Regions from separate parts of the Homo sapiens genome. Here region 1 is linked to region 2. Evidence: chromatin loops called from intact Hi-C (ENCODE). Cell type or tissue: K562. All regions are shown on one strand.

The links. Peaks named below come from ENCODE experiments on the same cell type or tissue, not always from the same donor. Only the 100,000 strongest peaks of a DNase experiment are listed, where the experiment ranks them.
Region 1: it touches region 2 in a loop (2.9-fold over the local background); 2 of 110 quality-filtered maps call a loop at or near these places.

Annotation. Positions count from the first base shown.
Region 1 is chr1:173,326,745-173,334,744 of GRCh38, forward strand. The region is part of intron 2 of LOC100506023 (a long non-coding RNA gene); the gene reads right to left. It also overlaps a transcript of TNFSF4 not described here. Among named protein-coding and RNA genes, the nearest start is that of TNFSF4, 120 kb to the left of the region's middle. RefSeq lists an enhancer at 7,168-7,267. In K562, no CTCF peak of the experiment used is centred here; a DNase peak (open chromatin) is centred at 3,837.
Region 2 is chr1:173,265,884-173,273,883 of GRCh38, forward strand. The region is part of intron 2 of LOC100506023 (a long non-coding RNA gene); the gene reads right to left. It also overlaps a transcript of TNFSF4 not described here. Among named protein-coding and RNA genes, the nearest start is that of TNFSF4, 63 kb to the left of the region's middle. In K562, no CTCF peak of the experiment used is centred here; a DNase peak (open chromatin) is centred at 3,728.

The sequences.
Region 1 (8,000 bases), 61 kb after region 2:
CATGAGTGAACTCCCATTCACAATTGCTTCAAAGAGGATAAAATACCTAGGAATCCAACTTACAAGGGATGTGAAGGACCTCTTCAAGGAGAACTACAAACCACTGCTCAATGAAATAAAAGAGGACACAAACAAATGGAAGAACATTCCATACTCATGGGTAGGAAGAATCAGTATCGTGAAAATGGCCATACTGCCCAAGGTAATTTATAGAATCAATGCCATCCCCATCAAGCTACCAATGACTTTCTTCACAGAATTGAAAAAACTACTTTAAAGTTCATATGGAACCAAAAAAGAGCCTGCATTGCCAAGTCAATCCTAAGCCAAAAGAACAAAGCTGGAGGCATCATGCTACCTGACTTCAAACTATACTACAAGGCTATAGTAACCAAAACAGCATAGTACTGGTACCAAAACAGAGATATAGACCAATGGAACAGAACAGAGCCCTCAGAAATAACGCCGCATATCTACAACTATCTGATATTTGACAAACCTGACAAAAACAAGCAATGGGGAAAGGATTCCCTATTTAATAAATGGTGCTGGGAAAACTGGAAAGCTGAAACTGGATCCCTTCCTTACACCTTATACAAAAATTAATTCAAGATGGATTAAAGACTTAAATGTTAGACCTAAAACCATAAAAACCCTAGAAGAAAACCTAGGCAATACCATTCAGGACATAGGCATGGGCAAGGACTTCATGTCTAAAACACCAAAAGCAATGGCAACAAAAGCCAAAATTGACAAATGGGATCTAATTAAACTAAAGAGCTTCTGCACAGCAAAAGAAACTACCATCAGAGTGAACAGGCAACCTACAGAATGGGAGAAAATTTTCGCAACCTACTCATCTGACAAAGGGCTAATATCCAGAATCTACAATGAACTCAAACAAATTTACAAGAAAAAAACAAACAACCCCATCAAAAAGTGGGCAAAGGATATGAACAGACACTTTTCAAAAGAAGACATTTATGCAGCCAAAAAACACATGAAAAAATGCCCATCATCACTGGCCATCAGAGAAATGCAAATCAAAACCACTATGAGATACCATCTCACACCAGTTAGAATGGCGATCATTAAAAAGTCAGGGAACAACAGGTGCTGGAGAGGATGTGGAGAAATAGGAACACTTTCACATTGTTGGTGGGACTGTAAACTAGTTCAACCATTGTGGAAGTCAGTGTGGCGATTCCTCAGGGATCTAGAACTAGAAATACCATTTCACCCAGCAATCCCATTACTGGGTATATACCCAAAGGATTATAAATCATGCTGCTATAAAGACACATGCACATGTATGGTTATTGCGGCACTATTCACAATAGCAAAGACTTGGAACCAACCCAAATGTCCAACAATGATAGACTGGATTAAGAAAATATGGCACATATACACCATGGAATACTATGCAGCCATAAAAAATGATGAGTTCATGTCCTTTGTAGGGACATGGGTGAAGCTGAAAACCATCATTCTCAGCAAACTATTGCAAAGACAAAAAACCAAACACCGCATGTTCTCACTCATAGGTGGGAATTGAACAATAAGAACACATGGACACAGGAAGGGGAACATCACACACTGGGGACTGTTGTGGGGTCGGGGGAGGGGGGAGGGATAGCATTAGGAGATATAGGTAATGCTAAATGACGAGTTAATGGGTGCAGCACACTAACATGGCACATGTATACATATGTAACAAACCTGCACGTTGTGCACATGTACCCTAAAACTTAAAGTATAATAATAATAAAATAAAAAAATACAAAGTTTATCTTCGTAATAAAAAAAAAAGTTTACCCCCCCCCAAAAAAAAAACCCTAGATGATGGGTTGATAGGTGCAGCAAACCACCATGGCACATGTATACCTATGTAACAAACCTGCACATTCTGCACATGCATCCCAGAACTTAAAGTAAAATTTTAAAAAAATAAAAATAAATAAAACTGCTAGACGAAAACGTAGATTTATTTTGCCATGACTTTGGATTTGTCCATTTTTCTCTGTGTTATGACACCAAAAGCCCAAACAACTAAAGAAAAAAAATAGATAAATTGAACCTCAATTTAAATCAAATTAGAAACTTTTGTGCTTCAGAAAAAAAAAATGTTTTGTACCTTAAAAATGTCTTGTGCCCTTTGGCCCAGTAATTCCACCACACGTGGAAAGCCATTTTAAGTAAGGATTATGAAATACTATTGAAAATTGCCTTCTATGTAAATATGTTCACTGCAGCATTTTTGTAACATTAAAATATTGGAAAGCAACACAAGTTCCCAATAACAGGTAAACAATTATAGAAAGTATAGGGTATCTACTAAATAAACTATTATGCATCTTTTTAAAATTATGCCTGAAAGAACAACAAAACTGCTTATGTTGTAATATTAAAGTACAGCTGTCCCTAGGTATCCTTTGGGGATTTGTTCCAGGACCTCCCACTGATACCAGAATTCACACATGCTCAAGTCCTTTATATAAAATGACATTGTATTTGCATATAACGTATGCACATCCTCTCATATACTTTAAATCATGTCTAGATTACCTATACTACCTAATACAATGGAAATTTTATGTAAATACTTGTTATGCTGTATTGTCTAGGGAATGATGACAAGGAAAAATAGCCTGTACATGTTCAGTGCAGATGCAATTTTTTAAAATACTTTTTATCTGCAGTTGGTTGAATCAACAGATGCAAAGCCCATGGTTAAGGAGGGCCAACTACAAAAGGAGAGTGAAAACAGAGAATGTACTGCGGCTATATAAAATACCAAAAAAAAGAAAAGCAATGCAAAATTAGATATAGTTGTCTATTAGAGCAGGGTTTTAGGGGATTTTTTTCACCTCATATACAAGTGGAAAACAAATTTAACAACTGTAACAAACTTCATGTAATATGAGCACCTTCTTCAGTTCAATAGGCAATTATTGAGACCCAATAAATATTAGGCCGTAGGATAGGTTCTGTTATCTGTAAACAGCCTTCTGTGTTGCTACTAAGAAATTTCAAGAAGAAATATGGTTTTTTTTAACCATGAGACATTTGAGTCTCAACCACAAAAAAAGAAAAAAAAAATGCAGGAACATTTTACTGAGATATACCAGACTCAACAATTTAGTTATGCACTTCCTTAAAAATGCCAGTGTCATCACCTGTGGTCTAGACATTTTTCCCAAAATAAGCATAATCAGTGATGCATAAACTCTACCCTTTCTTCGGTCATATTTGTGTAATGTAAACAGATCAGCTCCTGTCCATAGGATTTGTTCAGGCCATAGGGGAGTAACACTGGTACTTTCAAAAATAAAACCACAAATTAAAAACACAAAAAATAAATAAGTCCAATTTGGAGAAAAATAGGGAACTCCTCAAATAGCAACCCACTTTGTTGGCCAGAAATGTTCATAACTGTTCAAAAGCAATTCAACATACTCAAAAATAATGATTACCATTCATGTTAATTAATATTGGTATTAATAATGCTTTCACTAATTTTTATTATTTTTTATATCACATCACAATTTTAATACTAAATATTAATTGACAATATTAATGGTATATTATATATTGTTATATATGTTTTGTTAATAAATTATTAATATTAATACTAAGTTAATATTAATATGGTTGCACATAATTTTTTCATTAGTCTTCACAAAATAATTAATACCTAATTTTATAAGTGATAAAACTGAGGTTCAAAGAGGCTACATAATTTGCAAAATGTCCAGCATCTGGAAAAGGTCAAAGCATTTTCTAACAGAAAAAGCAGATGTTGCCAACTTGCTTAGTCATATCCTGTGCTTCAGCACTCTGCCTCCCTGAAAAACTGAAGCTCCTGAAATACAGTAGAGCACAAAGTAGGTCCTAACTGGATATTAATAATTATAATTATGACTAGCAATGTGGTTCCAAAATTATAAATTTTAAATCTGATATCTAAGCATAGTGAAAGTGCATTGCAAAGGAGAAGAAATATAGATAGAAAAAATGTATTTTAATCTAGTTAAAATGTCAAACTTCAGTATATTCTTACCCCTATTTAGCAAATTTTACTTCTTTACCTTCAGATGCCAATTTAAAATAATATGCTTCTTTCTTCTTTTCTTTTCTTATCTTTTTTTTTTTTTTTTGAGACAGAGTTTCGCTCTTGTTGCCCAGGCTGGAGTGCAATGGCGCGATCTCGGCTCACTGCAACCTCCACCTCCCAGGTTCAAGCAATTCTCCTGCTGCAGCCTCCTGAGTAGCTGGGATTACAGGCGCCCACCACCATGCCAGGCTAATTTTTGTATTTTTAGTGGAGACGGGGTTTCACCATGTTGGCCAGGCTGATCTCGAACTCCTGACCTCAGGTGATCCACCCGCCTTGGCCTCCCAAAGTGCTAGGATTACAGGCATCGGCCACTGCACCCAGCCTTCTTTCCTCTTTTCAAAACCCAGAAAGTAAAAGATGTATAGTCTCAGAATGTTGTGCCTTTCGAATTCGTATTTCAGTACTTCCAGTTTTCTGATCGAGTCTCAGTAACAATTACTGCAAACTTCTGTTTTTAAAAGCAGTATTGTATTTTGGTTTTCTTGGAAAACACCACTGGGAAGGTACATACACACTGTTATCACAATGACGCATCTTCAAGAGGAAGTGAACACATTTAATTAGGACATGAAAGATTTGGAAACCTTAGTAGTCAAAAATAAAACTAGACACTTCAGAAAGGAAATCTAAACTACTTTCCTTTCAAAAGGACTAAATGAAAGTTCATCAAAATAAAGTTAAGAGCCAACACATGAAAAGAGCAAAGTGATTAATGGTGTCCCTTCATCAAAACTTTTGGAATTTAACAAAGATTTTTGTTCTTCAACTCAAAATTGGCATCTCCTTCAGGGGGCAAGTTACTATCACTTTTACTTACTTATCTCTAGGAGCCTTAAGATAAAGAGAAAAAGTTTGCAGTCAGAAGACATGAGTTCTATTTCTTTTCCTGCAACTTGTCCAGCTGTGTAAAATAGAGAAAAGAACAGATTTCTGCCTGATTTACAGAGCTATAATGCCTCTCAGACATGATAACATAGGTGAAACTTCTTTGCAAATAACAAAGCTCAAGATCAGTGGTTCTCAAATGCTTTTGTTCCCAGGACATATTGGCCAATATCTGGAGACATTTTTGGTTGTCATATCTCAGAGTGCAGGTGCTACTTGGCATCTAGTAAGTGGTCCAGGCCAGGGGTGCTGCCAAACATCCTACAATGTACAGGACAGCTTCTTACAACAAAAAAATTACCCAGCCCAAATGCCAATAGTGATAAGGTTAAGAAACCCTGCCTCAGACAAATGTAAGCTACTCCCAGCTTCTCAAGCAATGTCTGGGGCCTAGGGACATCTCCTAGGTATGCCTGAATGACTGTAATCCTGAGCAGACGTTCACTGTCCTCTGATCCAGCTGCTCTCACTCAGCAAGAGTGAGGAAGCAAAGTAGTCCTTCCCTTTCTGTCATGGCCCACAGCCCGAGGAGTGAGTTGCTGCACAAGGGCTGAGGGGAAGACTAACAAACCCTTGTCTGACTCAAACTTACTAACACTCACTTTCCCTAGCTGCCTTCCAGGGAAACCAGCTGGTTGAAAACATACTCTCCAAATGGATTGAACATGTAGCTACTCAGGAGGCTGAGGCAGGAGAATTGCTTGAACCCAGGAGGCGGAGGATGCAGTGAGCTGAGACTGTGCCATTGCACTCCAGCCTGGGTGATAGAGCAAGACTCTGTCTCAAAATAAATAAATTAATTAATTAAATAAAATAAACATCTGTTGGGCCAGGTGCGGTGGCTCATGCCTGTAATCCCAGCACTTTGGGAGGCCAAGGCGGGTGGATCACGAGGTCAGGAGTTCAAGACTTGCCTGACCAATATGGTGAAATCCCATCTCTACTAAAAATACAAAAAATTAACCATGCGTGGTGGCACGCACCTGCAGTCCCAGCTACTCAGGAGGCTGAGGCAGGAGAATCACTTGAACCCGGGAGGCAGTAAGCCAAGATCAGGCCACTGCACTCCAGCCTGGGTGACAGAGCAAGACTCCATCTCAAAAAAATAAATAAATACATAAATAAACATTTGTTGCACATCCACCTGCTTTCCATTGAGGAGGATATAGAAAATATACATCTCCTGTTTAGTAAATAAAATCTCTGCCATCACCATATACAAGTTTAGAATTTAGTAAATGACACAACACAAACAACCAGTAAAGAATCCCAGACAATTCTGTTCATTCAAAATTACATGCGATATCACGCAGTGGCCAGGATAAAGACATGGATCAGAAGAAATGGAAAGGCCTTCAGGACACAAGGGGCAACAAAGGAAGGGTGGCTAGGATAGGTGTAGTTAACTGTATGTTTCAATATGACTTGACACAGGGTACACAGGCATTTTGGCAAGCCTTATTCTGGGTGTGTCTGTGAGGGTGTTTCTGGATGAATTAACACTTGAGTTAGTAATCTGAATAAAGCAAATTGCCCTCCCTAATGTGGACGGGCCCCATCCAATCAGCTGAAGGCCTGAAAAAAAAACATAAAAGCTGACCCTCTTGCAAGTCAGAAGGAATTCCTCCTACCTGCTGCCTTCACGTTGAGACATCGGTTTTTCCTGTTTCCAGACTCTGCTATAGACTGAATGTTGGTATCCCCCAAAACTCATATGCTGAAGCCCTAGCCCATAATGTGATGGTCTTTGGAGGTGGGGCCTTTGAGAGGTTATTAAATGAGATCATGAGGATGGGGCCCCCGTGATGGGAATAGAACACTATTCCCATCATAAGAGGAGATAAGAAGAGGAGAAACCAGAACCCCTCTCCCTCCAACTCCTGAGGACACAGCCAGAAGGCAGCTACCTACAAGCCAAAAAGAGGGCTCTCAGCAGAACTCTACCATTCAGGAACCCTGTTCTCAGACTTTCAGCCACCAGAACAGTGAGAAAAAATTTCTGTTGTCTAAACCACACAGTCTATGGTATTTTGTTATGACAGCATGCGCTGACTAAGATAGACTCAAACTGAAACACAGGCTTTTCCTGTGTCTTAAGTCTGCTGGCCACTGGACTCCAGCTACATCAGCTCTCCTGGTTTTCTGACCTTCAGACTCATATTGGAACTATATCAGCAGGGTTCAGGGTTCTCCAGGGTTTCAGGGTTCTCCAGGGTCTTCAGCTTGCTAACTCACCCACCTTCCAGATCTTGAGACTTGTCAGCCTCCATAATCATGTGAGCAAAATTTCTATTAATTAATTAATTAATTAATCCTACTAGTTCTGTTTCTCTGGTGAACCCTGAGAAATGAATTCTGGTACTAAGATTGGTTCTAAGGAAACAGAATGCTAAGGATTCGTGTTCTTAATTGGTTGTGGGTTTCTAGAATTGGCTCTCTAATCTGATTATATTTAAAGATGCTAGTGTCTATTTTTAGTGGTAAACAGAGGACTGATAGTCCATAGCATAATCTGGCAATAGGGAGACACAAAATATCTGCATTAAATACTCCCAAATAACCACTTATAAGAAGCAAGGATCTAAGTGACTACATATTTCAGGTATCGTTCTCAAATTAAAGAATATAATGACATTCGCCACTTGATCCTGTCAAGGTAAAAGAAAATGATGAGCCTAAGTTCTCTGCTTAAACTGTGCAAATAATGTGAAAGCTTCTATATTTGCCCTAACAGAGTTTCCTTATGTTCTGTAGCCACAGGGTTGAGATTGATTAAAATTAAACATAGAATCTCATCCTGCAACTGGCTGAATTACAACACAAGTTGAACTTTCAGGCCTATAGGCTGTCTACTGTTAAAATGATTAGGAAGTAGTGAAATTCTGAAAGTTGGAATGGGGATGTGTGAGAAGACCCTGATGAAGCTGGGGACACTAGGCCCCTAAACTGATGAGTCTTCTTTGCCGGTGGAAGAGGTATGTCCACCGCAGTATGAGAG
Region 2 (8,000 bases):
CTCCCTATTGCAAAAGTCATATTTCTAGATGGCAAATCTAATCATAAAACTCTTTTCCTCTAAACTTTAACTCCTTAATGCTTATGGAGTGATATATAAGTGCTTAACCTGACTAGAATAATAATGAAACCATCACAATAGGACATATGTCCTGTCTTCCAAAAGTTAAAACTATCCCGGATCACATGCACAAAGATAATCATTAATGAATGTAAAGAGTGTGCAAGAGTAAGAAGGATGGAGAGATAATAACCAATTCAACCTAGGGTAGTGGGAAATACTTCTAAAGAAAGAATGTGAAGGATGAGTATGTATTTGAAGGCTGGGTGTGAATGAGTTCAATGGATGATGAGTAAAGAATATCAAAGAGAGTAGAAACAGCTTTTGCAAACATACAGTTTGAGAAAACAAGGCAAATTACTGCAAGAAGGGTATGCATATATATATATACTACACCACGAAAATACAGCCCAACTCTGTAGAGAAATGGGATAGCCTCCCACCAAGTGAGAGTCCTGGTTGAGCACCTCAAAATAGGATGAACACCTGCTTTTCTGGCTTCTAAAATATATAGAAATGTGTCATGAATCAGCCCCCAACAAATTACGTACTCTATTGTCACTATTCCCTTAAGATTCTTCTCAAATATTGTTCCTACAGGAAGCCTTTCTAGCCACCCATCCAAATTGAGCTAGATGCCTTTCTTCATGTTCTCTGTGAATTCCTCCAGCATAGCAATGTCTGTCTGGCATTCACATGATTAGTGTATGTGCCTTTCTCCCTTTTCTAGACTCCTTGATGGTCACATTTATTTTTATATTCCTCGTGTTTATTACAGTGTCAAACGTTTAGGGAGCACTCAAAAAATAATACATATCCAAAAAATAATAAAATGATAACTGTCATTTAATGTCTTCCATGTGTCAGGTAAGTGTTTACTCAAATTTGGGGGATCCAGGAACTACTTACTGGAAGTTCTAACTATATGAAATTGTTTGAATGGTTATTATCATCATTCTCAGTATCACGGTGTCATGAAGAAATCTTTTTAACCCAGCTGTTATTTTTAAAACTCGTAGGAGCAACTTTCCTCTTGACATCTAGTGTTCTCAATGTGGAAAAGACAGTCTTATACTCATATGCTTTCCATTAACTTACACAGCACTGAAAAGATGCATAGCCAGTGACTGTTACCTGATTGTATCCACAAGTCTCACTATTTCCTTTAATCATAAATTAAGATCGAAAGATGTATTATTAATCAACTATTCTCCTTTAAAAAATAAGGTGAAATAGAGCTTGGGCTTAACCTCCTTTAGCAGAGTAACACCCATTCTTTCTGCAAACATAGTGAGTATCCTGGAATTATGAGCCCCAACATACCTTTGCCAGGCTATATTGAAGTTCATGAGATCATCAGCAACTAAACAAAACATATTTTCTCCTATAATGTGGGATTTCAGTGATGAACAAAACAAAAGGCCATTGTGCACTTTTCCCTCAAATATATGCAGCACATATTATAAATGCTGATTCCCAATTTGCATACCAGTAGGTCTATCCAATCATAAAAATGAAATATCTGCTCTATTGTATGTGTGATAGTAATTACCCATTGTGGGACATTGATCTAATTAATGGGATTTTTGCATTAGTCATCTTACCCTGCATAATAAATTACTACAAAACTCAGTGGTTTAAAACAAGAATTTATTAGTTCGTGGTTTCTGTGGGTCATGAATGATCTAGGTGGTTCTGGCTCAAAGTCTCCTGGGAGATTACAGTTAAGCTGTCAGCCAGGGCTACAGTCATTTGAAGGTTTGATTAAGGCTGGAGGATTTGCTTCCAGGATTACTCACTAGTCAGTCCTTCATCAGATTGCCAGTACAATAGAAACTAATTTCCGGAGAGGAGGTGGATGGAGGGAAACAAGAAAGGAGAGGAGAGGAAAGGAAAGGAGAGCAGAGGAGAGGAGAAGTGAGGAGATGAGAGGAGAGGAGAGGAGAGCAGAGGAGAGGAGAGGAAAGAGAAGGAGAGGAAGTATTCCTGTAAAGGAACACCAAAGCAAATGACAGCAGATTTCTCATATGAAACCATAGAGGTCACAAAAAAATTTGGTGAACGATTTCTCAAGTACTTAGAGAAAACACTGTTAACTCTGAATCCTGCACCTGACAAAGCTATCTTTCAAGGACAAAGGAGAAACAAAGACATCCTCAGATTAAGGGAAATCAAGAGAATTTGTTTCTAGTAGACCTACACTTAAAGAGCTTACAAACTCTCCAAACAGAGCAAAAATGGTAACAGGAGAAGGCTGGGGCCTTCAGACAGAAAAGAAGGGCAACTGAAGGAGAAAAAACAGCAGCAAATATAATAGACCATCTTTCACTTCATGAGGTTCATTAATCATATTTCATAGTTGATGTAAAACTTCTAATACCATCTGATGTGATGCTCAATATATGTAAAGGAAATATTTAAGACAATTATATCTAGAAGCAGAAGAAGCTAAAGAGACCTGAAATGGAAATAGGGTTTCTAAACTTAGGTTACCACTAACAGTGGTAAAACAGCAACACCCGTAGGCTAAGGTAAGTTATGTATATACACAGAAATACCTAGAGCAACCACTAAGAAAACTACACAAAGTGATATAATCAAAGATGTTATAAATAAATACAAATGAAACTCTTAAAAAATGTGTAAGTTACCCAAAGGAAGCCAAGAAATGAAGAAAAACAAGAAACAGAGGGAATGGACAGAAAACAAATAATAAAATGTCAGACTTACACAAACTGAAAGAGATTGGCAAAGTAGATTTTTAAAACTCAATCCAGCTATATACTGTCTACATGAAACTCACTTCAAACATGACATAGGTTGGATGAAAGTAAAAGGATGGGGAAAGATATATCATGCATAATCAATAAAAGCAGAAATGACTATACTACTATCAGATAAAGTAGACCCAGACATAATGACATTATTAGGGACAAAAAGGAATATAGCAAAATGATATTATGCACCTACCATATTTGAAATCTTAAGTGGTGCTGATAAAGACCACAGTTGTAAATACATAACCTCAAAAAATGTGACGAAGTCATTTTTCATGTCCTCAATGATGCAGTTCAGATAGAGTACAACGTTTACTCTCCTCATTATAGTCTATTTTTATCAAAAGACATTATGTGCACGTGACTTACTAAGGTGGAATGAATTAATATTTACATGTATTTATAATTTATAATGCAAAATGTAATTTCTAAAAGCTCTATTGAAAGTAATAATCAAGAGGGTCTAGGGAGTAGATAGAGGGGTAGATGAAATAAGAATGGCAGAATGCAATCTTCCAAGGAAGATACTTTTCAAGACCCCTAGTGGATACCTGAAACCACAGATAGTTTATATAGATAAACCCTATGTATACAATGCATGAAATTCTTTTTACTTCTTCACAGTTTCACAGATAAGAGATTCTTTCTTACCATAGGTGTTAGCAACCTCAACATACAATTTTTTTCTTTCCTTATTAAGCTGAGAACTTCCACGTTTTCACTTAAAAGAAGCACTTTACAGCTTCCATTTGCATAATTAGATTTCCAGCATCACTATTTTTGCATGCTTTGGGGCCATTATTAAGTAAAATAAGGATTCCTTGAATACAAGCCCTGCAATACCACAATAGTTGATCTGATAAGCCGGATGGCTATGAAGTGACTAACAGGCGGGTAGCATGGACAGCATAGACACACTGGACAAAGGGATGATTAATGTCCTGGGTGGGATGGTGAAATATTTCATCATGCTACTCAGAGCAGTGGAAATTTAAAACTTATGAATTGTTTATTTGTGCAATTTTTCATTTAATATTTTCAGGCCATGGTTGACCACTGGTAACTGAAACTACAGAAAGTTTAGATAAAAGAGGACAACTGTTTTGGGGTTCAGTAAAGAGATGACATGATTTGATTCATGTTTTAACATTATCACTGCAGCCACTTGCTGAGAGCACATTGGAAGGGCTGTGATGGGAAGAAGCAGGGAAACCAGCCAAGAGGCTATTGCAATAAGGATAATGATGCCTCCAGCCTGGAAGGTTGCAGGAATGCTAAGAAGGGGTCAGACTGTGAGAATACTCTGAAAGCAGATGTGATAGAATTTGCTAACAGAGCAGGTGTGTGGTAAGCAAGAAAGAGCAAAGTCAAGAACAATCTCAATTGTCTTTTGACTTGAGGCACTGGAAAAATAGAGTTGCCCTATACTAAAATGGGGAAGACCATGAGAGGAGCAGATTTGGGGGAAAACATTTAGAAGTTCAATTTGGAACTTATAAGTTTCACATATCTGTTATACTTCAAAGTAAAGATGAGTAGCAGCTAGACACTGATGTTAAAGGGAGAGGTCGAGGCTGGGACTGTAAGTTTGGGAATTGCTAGTGTAAAGGTGCCACTTAAAGTCATGAGCTTGGATTAGCTCACCTAGGCAATGACTGTACATAGAAAAGTGAAGAGGACCCTGGGGCTCTCAAATGCTTAGTAAGCAGAAGGTTGAGGAGGAAGCAGGGGTTACAACTGAGGGTGAGGATTGGGAACGAAAGATTTGAAGAGAAAAGAGATGGTACAAAATGATCATCTAGAAGAGTGAGAGAGTAAATAGTATAGGGAAATATGGACTATTATTGGGGAGCATAATACTTAAGATGAGTAATCATAAATTTAAAGTCAGACACTCAGCATGGTGGTACATTTTTTCCCAATTATGTTGGGCTGTGAAGGAGCAGAATTATATAGACTTGTGGTTAAAGCAAACAAGCAACAAGGGAGCTAAGCCTAAAGAAAAGGAAGCAAAAAGCAAAAACTATTAGAAATACAACAGTAGCAGGGAGATTTCCCAACCAGATGTGAATGCATATTATAAAGCTATAGTACATTTTTTAATGAGGTGGCACTAGAGTCATAATCTGACCAATGCAGTAGAACCAAATTTTCAGAAATACATACCAATGGAGTAGAACTGAATCTTTGGAAATATATATGAGAGTACTTTTGAAAGTTCATGAGAAAATGGAATAAAAATATAAAATATAAACTTTATTTCTCAACGTAAGCTGCATCGAGTTTAAGCCACTTTTGTAAGTGATGATACCAACTATTTAGTCCATCCTTAAAGAACTGAGATTCTAAAAATTTTCTACCATTCTGTAGGTTGCCTGTTCACTCTGATGCTAGTTTCTTTTGCTGTGCAGAAGCTCTTTAGTTTAATTAGATCCCATTTGTTTATTTTGGCTTTTGTTGCCATTGCTTTTGGTGTTTTAGTCATGAAGTCATTCTTGCCCATGCCTATGTCCTGAATGGTATTGCCTAGGTTTTCTTCTAGGGTTTTTATGGTTTTAGGTCTAACATTTAAGTCTTTAATCCATCTTGAAAGAATTTTTGTACAAGGTGAAATGAAGGGATCCCGTTTCAGCTTTCTACATATGGCTAGGCAGTTTTCCCAGTACCATTTATTAAATAGGGGATCCTTTCCCCATTTCTTGTTTTTGTCAGGTTTGTCAAAGATCAGCTGACAAAGGGCTAATATCCAGAATCTACAAAGAACTTAAACAAATTTACAAGAAAAAATCAAACAACCCCATCAAAAAGTAGGCAAAGGATATAAACAGACACTTCTCAAACGAAGACATTTATGCAGCCAACAGACACATGAAAAAATGCTCATCATCACTGGCCATCAGAGAAATGCAAATCAAAACCACAATGAGATACCATCTCACACCAGTTAGAATGGCGATCATTAAAAAGACAGGAAACAACAGGTGCTGGAGAGGATGTGGAGAATTAGGAATGCTCTTACACTGTTGGTGGGAGTGTAAACTAGTTCAACCATTGTGGAAGACAGTGTGGCGATTCCTCAAGGATCTAGAACTAGAAATACCAGTTGACCCAGCCATCCCATTACTGGGTATATACCCAAAGGATTATAAATCATGCTACTATAAAGACACATGCACACATATGTTTATTGCGGCACTATTCGCAATAGCAAAGACTTGGAACCTACCCAAATGTCCATCAATGGTGGACTGGATTAAGAAAATGTGGCACATACACACCATGGAATACCATGCATCCATAAAATGTATGAGTTCATGTCCTTTGTAGGAGCACAGATGAAGCTGGAAACCATCATTCTGAGCAAACTATCACAAGGACAGAAAACCAAACACCAAATATTCTCACTCATAGGTGGGAATTGAACAATGAGAACACTTGGACACAGGGTGGGGAACATCACACACTGGGGCCTGTCGTGGGGTGGTGGGGGGTGCAGAGAGCATTAGGAGAAATACCTAATGTAAATGACAAGTTAATGGGTGCAGCACACCAACATGGCACATGTATATGTATGTAACAAATCTGCATGCTGTGCACATGTACCCTAGAACTTAAAGTATAATAATAAAAAAAACAGATTCTGAGAATTTAACCATGTCAATGTAGTCTTTTTTTACATTATTAGCTGGAAAAAATTGCATGCCCATTAGAGATTTTTTTTAAGATTAGGAAACAAAAAGAAGTCAGAAGGAGCCAAATCAGGACTGCAAGATGGATACCTAATCGTTTCCCATCGAAATTCATGAAATTGTCCTTGTTTGATGAGAGGAAGGAACAGGAACATTGTCATGGTGAAAAAGGACTCTCTAGTGAAGCTTTCCTGTTTGTTTTTCTGTTCAAGTTTTGGCTACTTTCTCAAAACATTCTTGTAATAAGCAGATGTTATTGTTCTTTGGCCTTCCAGAAAGTCAACAAGCAAAATACCCTGAGTGTTCCCCAAAAATGTTGCCACGACCTTTGCTCTTGCCCTGTCTGCAAACTGGACCACTTCCACTTCTCGAAAGCCATTGCTTTGATCGGGCTTTGTCTTCAGGGTCCCACTGGTAAAACTGTGTTTCATCTCCTATTACAGTGCTTCAAAGAAATGTCTCAAGGTCTTGATCTCATTCATTTAAAATTCCCATTGAAAGCTCTGCTCTTTTCTGCAGCTGATTTGGGAACAATTATTTTGGAACCCATTGAGTGAGAAGTTGCTCAGCTTTAATTTTCAGTCAGAACTGTGTAAGCGGAATCAGTTAAGACATATGTGAGGCTATTATTTCTTCTGTGAATCATCAGTCTTCCTCAATTAGGGCACAAACAAAATGAATTTTTTCCTTGCAAATTGATGTGGATGGTCTGCCACGGTGGGCTTCATATTCAATATCATCTTGTCCTTTCTTAAAATAAGTTATCCATTTGTAAACTACTGATTTCTTTGGGGCATTGTCTCTATAAATTTATCACAAAGGATTGATGGTTTCACCATTCTTCCAATCAAGCTTCACCATAAATTTGATGTTTGTTCTTGCTTCAATTTTAGCAGAATTCGTGTTGCTCCTGATACGGACTTTCTTCAAACTGATGTCTTATTCTTCCTAGTGCCTCAAGCTAGATCTTGTTCAGATATTTTATCACAAGTTATTATAAGTTTATTGTGGTGCAAAAAATTTTTGAAATAGTTTTCTTTATATTCTACATTTTCTATGAACTTTTCAAAGACCCTTTTTATAAGAATTTAGTATAATACAAGTGGCATTTCTAATCAATGAGGATGGCTATTTGATAAGTGTTATTGAGATAATAGTTAACCAGTTGGGAAAAAAATGTAGATGATTAGATCGTCATTAAGCACCGTACACCAAAATAAATTTCAGAGGAATTACACATTTAAATATTTAAAATTAGACCATAATAGCCATGGAAGAAAATATTCATAACTATGTACATAATCCTAGGATGAAGATAGACTTTCATCTGTAATATATTCACATGAAAAAGATCAAGATTCAAAGTAATATTAGCATTTTGAATTTTTGGATGTATGTGCATAGAATATAGCAAACTATTAAAAGGAAGTGTGGCTGGATGTTTGGATTATGGATAATTGTATTTGCTTCATTA